3 separate regions of the Homo sapiens genome follow, and all the other regions are linked to region 1. A link is a contact called in ENCODE Hi-C or POLR2A ChIA-PET data. All regions are on one chromosome and are shown on one strand. Each heading gives the region's core, a stretch centred on a gene start or an enhancer-like site at or near the end of the contact. The rest is flanking DNA. Distances are from core to core; before and after follow the strand shown. Region 1 overlaps THRB (thyroid hormone receptor beta). Region 2 holds the start of THRB-AS2 (THRB antisense RNA 2). Region 3 overlaps THRB (thyroid hormone receptor beta).

What was found. A loop is a pair of places that touch in the nucleus more often than their neighbours do. ChIA-PET counts read pairs that join two places held with the same protein, here RNA polymerase II (POLR2A). Pooled maps may share reads with other maps.
Region 2: a pooled map shows a loop between it and region 1 (2.0-fold over the local background). The contact joins the promoter of THRB-AS2 here to the enhancer-like site in region 1. A Hi-C loop is called at or near these places in 4 of 168 maps with a recorded cell type or tissue (PC-9, ascending aorta, sigmoid colon and 1 more), 1 of 37 single-sample maps with no recorded cell type and 13 of 50 pooled maps. POLR2A ChIA-PET finds 5 or more read pairs at or near these places in 1 of 52 experiments (PC-9).
Region 3: a map of ascending aorta shows a loop between it and region 1 (2.4-fold over the local background). The contact joins two enhancer-like sites. A Hi-C loop is called at or near these places in 2 of 168 maps with a recorded cell type or tissue (ascending aorta and breast epithelium) and 2 of 50 pooled maps. POLR2A ChIA-PET finds 5 or more read pairs at or near these places in 1 of 52 experiments (BJ).

What each region holds. Positions count from the first base shown.
Region 1 is chr3:24,236,916-24,240,270 of GRCh38, reverse strand. The region is part of intron 3 of THRB (thyroid hormone receptor beta); the gene reads left to right. Among named protein-coding and RNA genes, the nearest start is that of THRB-AS2, 87 kb to the right of the region's middle. Within about 2 kb of position 2,095, at least 5 of the 41 ENCODE cell types and tissues checked have a DNase peak (open chromatin) inside an H3K27ac peak, as active enhancers do; they include breast epithelium, where a contact is called at or near this core.
Region 2 is chr3:24,149,547-24,152,719 of GRCh38, reverse strand. It overlaps THRB-AS2 (THRB antisense RNA 2), which reads right to left and starts at 1,396. Exons shown (of 4, transcript NR_121667.1): 1 at 1,320-1,396. THRB (thyroid hormone receptor beta) reads left to right here. Exons shown (of 11, transcript NM_001354712.2): 6 at 230-330.
Region 3 is chr3:24,363,604-24,366,841 of GRCh38, reverse strand. The region is part of intron 1 of THRB (thyroid hormone receptor beta); the gene reads left to right. Among named protein-coding and RNA genes, the nearest start is that of THRB-AS1, 130 kb to the left of the region's middle. Within about 2 kb of position 1,566, at least 13 of the 41 ENCODE cell types and tissues checked have a DNase peak (open chromatin) inside an H3K27ac peak, as active enhancers do; they include breast epithelium, where a contact is called at or near this core.

The DNA of each region.
Region 1 (3,355 bases), core at 846-3,345:
CTCTTTCTCATATCCTCCACACCAAGTGGTAAGCCAGGCCGACTCACTTGGCTGTATGAAACTTTTTAATGGCACCTTTAGGTCAAATGTTGTGGCCATGGTCTCACAAAGAGTGAGGGGTGAAAGGAGATACTGCAAATCACACTTCTAGACTTTTCACTGATTTTCAAAGCTGTTATAGCCATGGTTCCCAAAATCTGTACCAGAGCACCTTGGGTACCACAGCAACCCCACAGAAATACAGTGGGATGTTTTTAATTTTTGAGGGAAACCCAGAAACAACTGTCAGACACCATGCAAATCCACCTGTCAAGCTGTTTGGACCTCATAACTTCATAAACAGGGCATTTAAGTATTTCTTTTGACCTAGGGTCACCGTAAAAAATATTACTGAAACACTAAGAGTGACATACACTGAGAAAGTTGGGAATCTCTGTTACAGCATGACTGTCCCCAGGTATAGTTTAACTGTACACATTCTGGCAGGATCATGCATTCAAGCCATCACATTGCAGGAAATACACATTCTAAATTTAAATATTAGCAGGGGAGAAGCTGAAAGAAAATTAGAACTATATGCATCTTTGAGGGACTTCTTTCCTTTATAACCTTCCTACCCAGACCTACCCATCCTAGCTCCCTGAGACAACCCTTAACCAAGGCTCCTGTGATTTTTCAAAATAATAAATAATAATGATAGAGGCCAAGACAGGAGAATTGCTTAAGACCAGTAGTCCGAGACCAGCCTGGGCAACATAGCAAGACTCCATCAAATAATAATAATGATGATGTAAATTCTCATTTAGTGTCCCAAATATGATGGATTAATTCTTGCAAATTGGAACTAATGATTGCTCTAATTGCTCTGGTGCATTCCTGAAAATCACCTTTGATACACACTGTTGAAAGACAAATTCAGGCTGTGTGTGCTATACCATGCACCTGACACCTCACAGAAAGCCACTGGAATTTCTGATAAAGAGCCAACAGAACCTTTACCAAGCAGAATTAAACAAGAACCTAATGTGCGACTGAATGCAGTGGCTCACGCCTGTAATCCCAGCACTTTCAGATGCCGAGGTGGGCAGATCACTTGAGGCCAAGAGTTCAAGACCAGACTGGCCAACATGGTGAAACCCTGGGTCTACTTAAAATACAAAACTTAGCCAGGCATGGTGGCTTGTGCCTGTAATTCCAACTACTCAGGAGGCAGAGATAGGAGAATTGCTTGAACCCAGGAGAAAGAGATTGCTGTGAGCTGAGATCATGCCACTGCACTCCAGCCTGGGTGACAGAGCAAGACTCTGTCTCAAAAAAAAAAAAAAAGAACCTAATGCGTGAGAATGGAGACAAAGTTTCCGAAGTCAATTTCTGCAAGAGCTTTGCAATGTAGCCCCATGTCCCCTGCCCCCCATTTGACACTGAAGAAGTAGTAAACAGTTATATTTATTAGGATAATTTTATTTTCATCTTCAAGGGAATTTCAGGAGCACAGCAGTCTTCATAACACTCCATTTAGGAAGATTATTCTTTTTATCCCAGGGTTAAAAATCTGAAGGAGCTCACTGCAGATTCCAGAGGCAGCAGAGCACTGGCTCAGACTGAGAGACACTGTCTCCCTGGGACAAGATTGAATTTTCTTTTAAATTTCAGATGATACTATCAAGGGGTCAAGTACTAGAGTCTTTTCTTATGACACCATCCAGGGTTGCAGAAGGGAGTGGATTGTTTGTTATTGTCTTACTCATTATCAAACTCTTTTTAAAAATCAATAATAAATCATTTGCTGCAGTCTTAATGTTTTATTTTCACATTCTTGTTTGTTGTTTTTCATGCATGTGTCTCAGTGAGTCACCTAACCACAATTATATATTCTGGCATCTGGTGGTTCTGCATGGTACCCTCATTCCTTAGGAATTAATTTCCCTGACATGATGAATGTGTTTCCAATCCGTTCATCACACACACACCCCACACACCCCCCCCCCCCCCACACACACACACACATACACACACACCCTCTTTAGCAGGGAGAAGTTACCCTACTCTCCACCAGGTGTCAGTAGAGTCAGTTTTAACAGCATGCTTTGGCCAAAGGGGCATCTGCTGAAGTTGTTTTTCCTGCTGTCAGACGTTTCCTCAAACTACCTCTGGGCTGTCCTCTTAAGAGACTATCTTCCATTTCTTAGGAGTGTTCGGAGATGATAGTCCACCTGTAGAGAAAGACAGCCATAAGGAAACCGCACTATAAACAGCAGGTGGCCAAGCTGGTCCTTTCAGGTTGGTCTCATAAAATTTTTACTGGCTGTTTTCTTCTTTACTTTTCTATCACTACCTTATTTGGCTTAAAAGTGCTCCATGTTTCACTCAATGTGACAATAAATTAGATGTGGTTGATGCTTTTAGATTTGCAGGGGGCTTTGTTTGTTTGTTTTAAGGCCCATTCCACCTCTGCCACTGCTGACCTAGTCCTCAACACAGGAATCGGATTTTACTCTGCTTGTAGCCCCAGAACCCAGCATTGAAGGGTATAGAATACTACCATGGATTAAGTGTGCACGTCCCACTTAACCCAATGTCACCTTTGAGAGCTACGGCCTTATTCCCATTTTAGGAATGGTTACTCCTGACTCAGTATCCCATATTTAAGTGGCAAGGCCAATGCTCTTTGTAACATGCCATGGTGACTTTGTCTGGGAGAGAGGTGGAAAAGGAGAGGGGAAGAGGAAGGGGAAGAGAGAGAAGAGGACAATGATTTGGCCTGGATATTGACTAACATAAAGAGTAGGGGGAACTCTAGAATGAGATTGTTGAACTGGAGTTGAGAGAGTGGGTGGAGTGGAAGTAAAAGTGAATTATTTTACTAAGAATAAAAAGAAATATCAGCAACAGCAAATTAAGCTCAGTTTCAACCATAGACCCTGGTTGAATTATTTCCCTTCCTGACGGCAAAACACTTACAGAGACTGCCTGAAAATCTGAAATGAAAAGTATAGCTTTGCCATTCAACAGTCATTTGCTAAAGTCTGTTATGTGGGGCATGAGTCTCCTGCCATACCCAGTGGAGAAATTCTGACTGCCTTCCCCTCCAAGAGGTGACCCACTCAGATTAATACCTGGGATACGGTACAGACAGAGCTTTCACTAGTTTTCCACATTTTTACTAACTCAGAGTTTTATGTTCCTCTTTAGGCTCATGCCCAGTCTAACTACGCTAGCTTTTCATATTTTTTCTCTTACTGATTTTTTGATACTACATTCCCAAATAGGGTTAGTTTTACTGAATACAAAAGGTGGATCACAGCGTGGTATGATTTGAAAACACCTTGCCTCTGTTCTCCTATTTGAGTTCTTA
Region 2 (3,173 bases), core at 147-2,646, 87 kb after region 1:
CAAAGTGCTGGGATTATAGGTGTGAGCTATTTCTAAGGCATTCTGAAATCCTGGGCCTATGTTAACTCTATGAGTATAAAATTCTTACCGTTTGGTTTCACTAAGTCTTTACTGTTGTTACCTCTTCCTGGCAAGCCAATTTTGTCTCTGGCCTAGCAACCTTAGCTATAGTGTCTCTTTGACGTTAACATATTATTTTTTAATATTCCTTCTTTTATTTCCTTCACAGGGTACATCCCCAGTTACTTAGACAAGGACGAGCTCTGTGTAGTGTGTGGTGACAAAGCCACCGGGTATCACTACCGCTGTATCACGTGTGAAGGCTGCAAGGTAATTGCCCTGGGTCCACAAGCACAGAGCTTAGCCCAGCTCCAGTCCCCTCCCAGTCCTCTTCCAGAATGCAATGTTAAGTTTAAATTCAAATTAAAATCAAATTCTAACATCCATGGTCTGTGATCATCCAGGTGTCTGGTTGTGCTCTTCATTTTTGACATGTTCAAGAACTGAATTTTTTTCCCAAATCATAAATAACTAAATGAGTGTAATGTCTGGTTTCTTTACTTCTGCAAGTGTTTTTAAAACAGGAAGAGAATCAATAAAATAAAAAGAAATTAATAAAACTCTTACTTTGGGTTTAAAAAGCATAGGTCCTTTTTAACATGTTGTCATCCCGAGAAATGACTGTTTCTCTTCTTGTTTTATCTACAGTGTTGGAGGAGACAGAGTTTACTCTACCACAGGCTGTTTTCTGCTGTTAGTCTGAGTGAATATGCTCATTTTCAAGGGTTCCAATAGGGAATATCTTTGAGGCTACTTAGATTCAGTTATGTTCTGAAATTATCCAAGTTGGCTTTTCGCACAGCCTGCAGTGACTAAGTAGATTCTGGTCATCCATCGGCTAATTTTGTGCTGTACAGTCCTATCTGCAGGAAATACTTGACAAGAATATACCAGTGATCAGTCCATTCACTTCCTGAAACTGAACCTAAATTGGCCTACTTACAAGACTTCATCAACAAAATTCAGATAAGGTTTCTGGAAAATATCTTTTGGTCCAACAATCTAGCCTTGAAAATGAAATCTACCATAAAGGAAAAAGCTTGACCCAGTGCTGTATTTCGTGTCTGTTCAGCTAATGTTTCATAAATAAAGAAGTATTTAAAGTCAGGGAAGGACTTTTAAAATTGTTTACTTGTTAAATACCTTGTCTTTTTTACCTCTTATATTTAAAACTAAATTATCAAGATGTAAACCCTAAAGCAAAAATTGTATTAAATGTATAAAACATTTCACCTTCCCTCCTCTCTCATCCACCTTACCTCTTTTTCTCTTCTTCCGCTTCTCCAACTGCCCCGCTTTGTTCATACCCTTGCTCGTAAAGCCCCCAAATCAACATGTTAGCTCAGTTTCAAATTAAGGTGTTTTCCTTTTCCCTAGTGGAAGATTTTCCATGCAAATTCCCTATGTTTTTGTACGTGACATTAGGAAACATTTAGGAGAAGGCTGCTAAAAATGTTGAGATAATACATCCATTGGAAAGGGGTAATTTCTAAGGTTGCAAGACTTGCTTTTTGGAATGTGGTGTAACATGTTCTTATTTATCCAGACCCCTTTGATCTGGAATTCGTAGTCCTTTAACAAAGACTGGGCTAAAGGTTGCCATTACATCTATGAAAATAATGTCTTAGGGAATTTAATGAATCTAATTACAAGTAAGTTCTGGCTATTTATTAATTAGAGACTTGCAGACAGTCTCTTGAAAGTAGTTTTATTGGCTTGATTTGAAAGTAATAAAACTACATAACTTTAGGTACCTACTCTCATTCCAAAAGTTCGATAATTCAAACTAGACTTTTCTCTAAATTAGTCCCAATTCATAAGGCTTTCCCTACCTTAGTTGCAGCACTGAGATTCTTCTAAATCGGCGCATAATGGGAAATTTCGAATTCTGGGAGAGAGATCCTGATTCCATTTAATATGGAATTCAATTTAATACTTAATTCCCCAAAATGACTCTAAAGAGTGAATGTGCCTTACAGAGGACAATACGTTATTAGTGACTGACTTAAACAAAGAGAGAATTGAGCCTATTAACCTATATCCCTGCCTCACATATGTCTTCAGGATGATCAAGAAATCAACTAGCCTGTTTTCCCTAGATCACAGGATGTTTGGAGCCTGGATCAGCTGAGGTTTTCTTAAAAGAAGAAATCGTGTAGCAAAATCTAGATTTTTTTTCAGATTCTGTGACTTTGTCTCAGGTCAGAATCCTGTTTCTAGGGTTGCCTTCATTGTAAAATCAGAGAAGAGCCTTCCCAGGGTACTTGTGCGGATCACTTAATATAATGACAAAGCATCTTGGAAAAAGACAAACGAGTTTTTCAAGTGAAACACGGTTTTTAAGAGTGGTGAAAGATGAAAGGGTTAATTGTTTCCTATATCGTTTATTCAAACCTGTAATTTAAAAATATTTCTACCCCATACTTGCAATGTGTATGGAGAGAATCCTTTTTGCCAGTTTTCACCCTGAGAAGAGTGAAATCTTTTGGAGATGTCATGTCTGTTGTGATATCCAAGTTTTTACACATCTTTTGTAGAAAGGATATTGATACTGTCCCACAGCAAACTATTTTTAGAGAAAGAATCAAAGCTTTTCAACAGCTGCCTGAATAGTGAACTAGAAGAGTGAGTTATCTCCTTTTCACATTGATCAGTGAATCATCTCAAAGTACTAAAAAATGGATACAGTTCTTCTCAGAATACAAAGAAACATGTCTGATATTGATTTATAAAAGCAAGACCTCTTCTTACCAACAAATCATCAATGAAATATATGTCCTTATTTATTGCCCAGGGCATCTCTTTTGTCAGCTCATCTCTAAAAGGATTTTTTTAAAATAAGTAGACTGTTTTAAATGTCTTCAAGTCCACTTCCAAGAGTTAATTTCTGTTACTTTTTAAAATGAAGTGGTTCCTTATCATACATCAAAATATGCTTTAATTATAGCTTAAGAAAGGCCAACATTTTAAGAAGAAAATCAAGAAAAAACAAAAAAAAGAAAGGCCAACATCTTTAAAAGGATTTGGTCCATGAAGTGCCCAAGACAAGTCATCAGAGATAGGCCACAGAAAAGATGGCATAGTGTATAGTAGAGCTAGCTATCTCAACTCTT
Region 3 (3,238 bases), core at 317-2,816, 130 kb before region 1:
CAAGACCATCCTAGCCAACATGGTGAAACTTCATCTCTACTAAAAATACAAAAATTAACCTGGTGTGGTGGCATGTGCCTGTAATCCCAGCTTCTCGGGAGGCTGAGGCAGGAGAATTGCTTGAACCCGGGAGGCTGAGGCTGCAGTGAGCCGAGATGGTGCCACTGTACTCCAGCCTGGTGACAGAGAGAGACTCCTTCTCAAAAAAAAAAAAAAAAAAGTGAGAGGCTGTGCTATAGTCACAGAAAAAAAATGGATTTGAAATCAGAAAACCTGATGAATAGCAGTTCAGATAACTTGACTTCCGGATCCTTAAAATGATCAGAGTACACGTGCTTCCAGGAAGTAGAGAGACTGATAGGTTGATGGGCAAAGACATGAGTGAAGAGAGCAATCAGCAGCCGTTAGGCCTTGGTCCCTCACTCCCGCCATCGCTACCACCTGGTCATGACTGCCTGGAAGCATGGGGGTAACGATGAAGTAGAAGAGGACTTCTGGCTAGGATTCACCCCTTTCTAGTCTAAGATTGGCAATTCTCTCCATGTTCCCAGAAGGCAAGATGGCTACAATTAGTATAAGTAGAGAATGCTTGTTATATAGGAATAGTGTCTGATTCAACGATGGTTGATAGCTATAAGTACCATAGACATATGTGTATACTCTACTGCCAAAAACTGGAACTGGGTAGGGTAGTATTGTCAGACATAATTTGCTTTTTAATTTGGAAAAGGTAATAATGCATTTCAATATGCAAATAATATGTACCTAACCTAACTGGTTAATATTGGACATAGCCAAGTAAACAATTCTGACCTTCAAAATGCACAGGATTTTAGCCAATAAATTTAGTTGAAGTCAAAATACGCCCGATTAGAATATCTTATTTCCTCCTCTTAAGTTTTCCAAATGTGATAGAAGTTACTTGAATTTTCTTTTACATTGCTTTGACAATAGATTGAAATTATTGGTGGGAGAAATAGAAACTCTAAATGAATTAGTATTCCTCATGAGCTTCTAGAAGCCATTATAAAATAAGTAGTCAATAGGGAAGGAAATATAAGGCATAAGAATTATAAGGTATACTGTTTGATGAGACTTCCATAAAGTAATTGTACCATGCAGTTTTCAAACTTTTAAAGTTCAAACTCTTAAAAATAAAATTAAGGTTTCTAAGAAAATCAAATTAATTTTTTCCAGCTGATAAAGATTATCCATATGGCAATTGACTGCTGCTGTTTGCAGTTATCATATTTCTTTGTGATTCCCAAAGTGACAATCCAGTTTACAATAATAAGCTGGTAATGGATTTGCTCTTTACAAAGTATCTTATCTATGGCCCAAGTTTCTAAAGATTGAACTGCCCGGGGACCTTATAAAGCAGCCATGTTACTAAAGTTGTTTAAGCAGTTCCAGTCTGTTGAAAAGCTTTAGTTTATTTGTTTTTATAAAGTCCAGTGACACGAAGTTGGCTGGAGATTCTGTGGCATGAATCATTTCCTCCCTGCAGTCTGTCAGCTTGCAAACATGGGCAGAGGGAGTGCCTGTTCTGCCCTCTGCCTGTTCCTGCACACTCCCAAGCTTTTGCAAGTTGGTAGGGGGGTAAACTTGATGCAGTGACTCTTTGCTGGATTAGTGTACTCTTTCAAGTAACTGTTGGTGAATAAGGCAGGAAATTATGTTCCTGGATAAGAAATGACCAGGCTAATAATACATGTGGCAGGTAAATGATTTTTCTTATAAACACAGGGTTTAGAAATATGTTTTTGAATTAAGCAGTTTACCTGTAATATACAAGGTATACAAAATCCACTTCTGGCATATTCTGTATATATTTGGAAGTAACATATAAGTGCATAAGATTTTTGAAAATGGGCATTCTGATATGAAAAAGCTAGGTATTTACACATAGATATGTACATGTCTATGAGCTAAAATCTTATTGAAAATTATGTAATTTGATTTTTGGTATTTCTCTAAAGCAAAACTAAGTTTTCTAACATTTAAAATATCCTCATTAGGAGAAGTTTTCAAAACCTATTGTTCTCAGTTGTTTGTCCGAAAAACGTTACCTGTAGAGGCTGCTTTCTTTTATTTGTTTATTTTTATCCCTGTAATTTTTCACATGAGTACCCCCAAGAGCCCTTTCCCTAGAGAACAGTGTAAATCACACCAAATTATTATGTCTTGTTTGTACATGGATGATGAAGCAGAAAGATTTTGGGCTTTGGAATTAGAATGAAGTTTGAATTCTGATTTGTTTACTACCTACGTGACACAGAACAAGTTATTCAATCTTTTCAGATCTCAGTTTTCTCATCTGTAAAATGGGGATGACAACACCTACTTCATAGTTTTACTGTAAGAATTGGAATTCATTTGTGGAAAGTTATTTTTATATTATAGATCCTTACTATTAGCTATTATTACTAAAAATATAAAGTGCCTGACATATAGTAGACATTTAGAAAATGTGATTTTCTTCCATACTTCAACCACTGCATGACTTCACTCAGGTTGGCATAATCAAGTTATCATTCCATTAATATATCAAATGACTGAGGATACTGATAAGAACTCTTGATTATAGCTGATCTCTGTTTACATTTTGCTCATGCTCCTCTGATGCCATTTCCAAAGCTACCCCCTATCTCCTGGTTCATTTTTTACCACCATATGCTTTTCCATATTGGTTTGCCGTGTAGCCTTAAATGAATAAACATTTATATTAAGAGTGGCAAGGCCTTTATAACTGAACCCAGTATGTACTTTGTTTCATTAAGACTTAGGTAGAATTCTAATGTTTGCAGTTCAAGACAGTCATTTTGGATATGTGGATTGAACCTTGTATTACTTCTCAGACTCCATCCATCCTTAGTAATAAAGTGCATAATTTGGGACTCATATAAGAAATGGAAAATAATCACAAACTGTTTAAGTGTTTTTATGTATATTAGAGAAAGAATACTGCCACATTTTTCTAATTTCTTTGTTCCAAGCATAGAATTTTAGATTTTGCCACGAGCCGAATACACAGACATGACTTTTTTTTGGAAATTATGAAGTGTATTACTTGAAATTAATGAGCTTAAAATGTCAAGTCACTAGTATATTTCTTGTCTTTAAATTGTATGAAGGACATAAGAAACTCTTGTCTGTCAAACTCATCACAGAGTTGCCAAAAGATGTTTCCTGCTTATATATCTTTTCTTCAGACAACCTTCAAAAAGTGTTTGAAAAA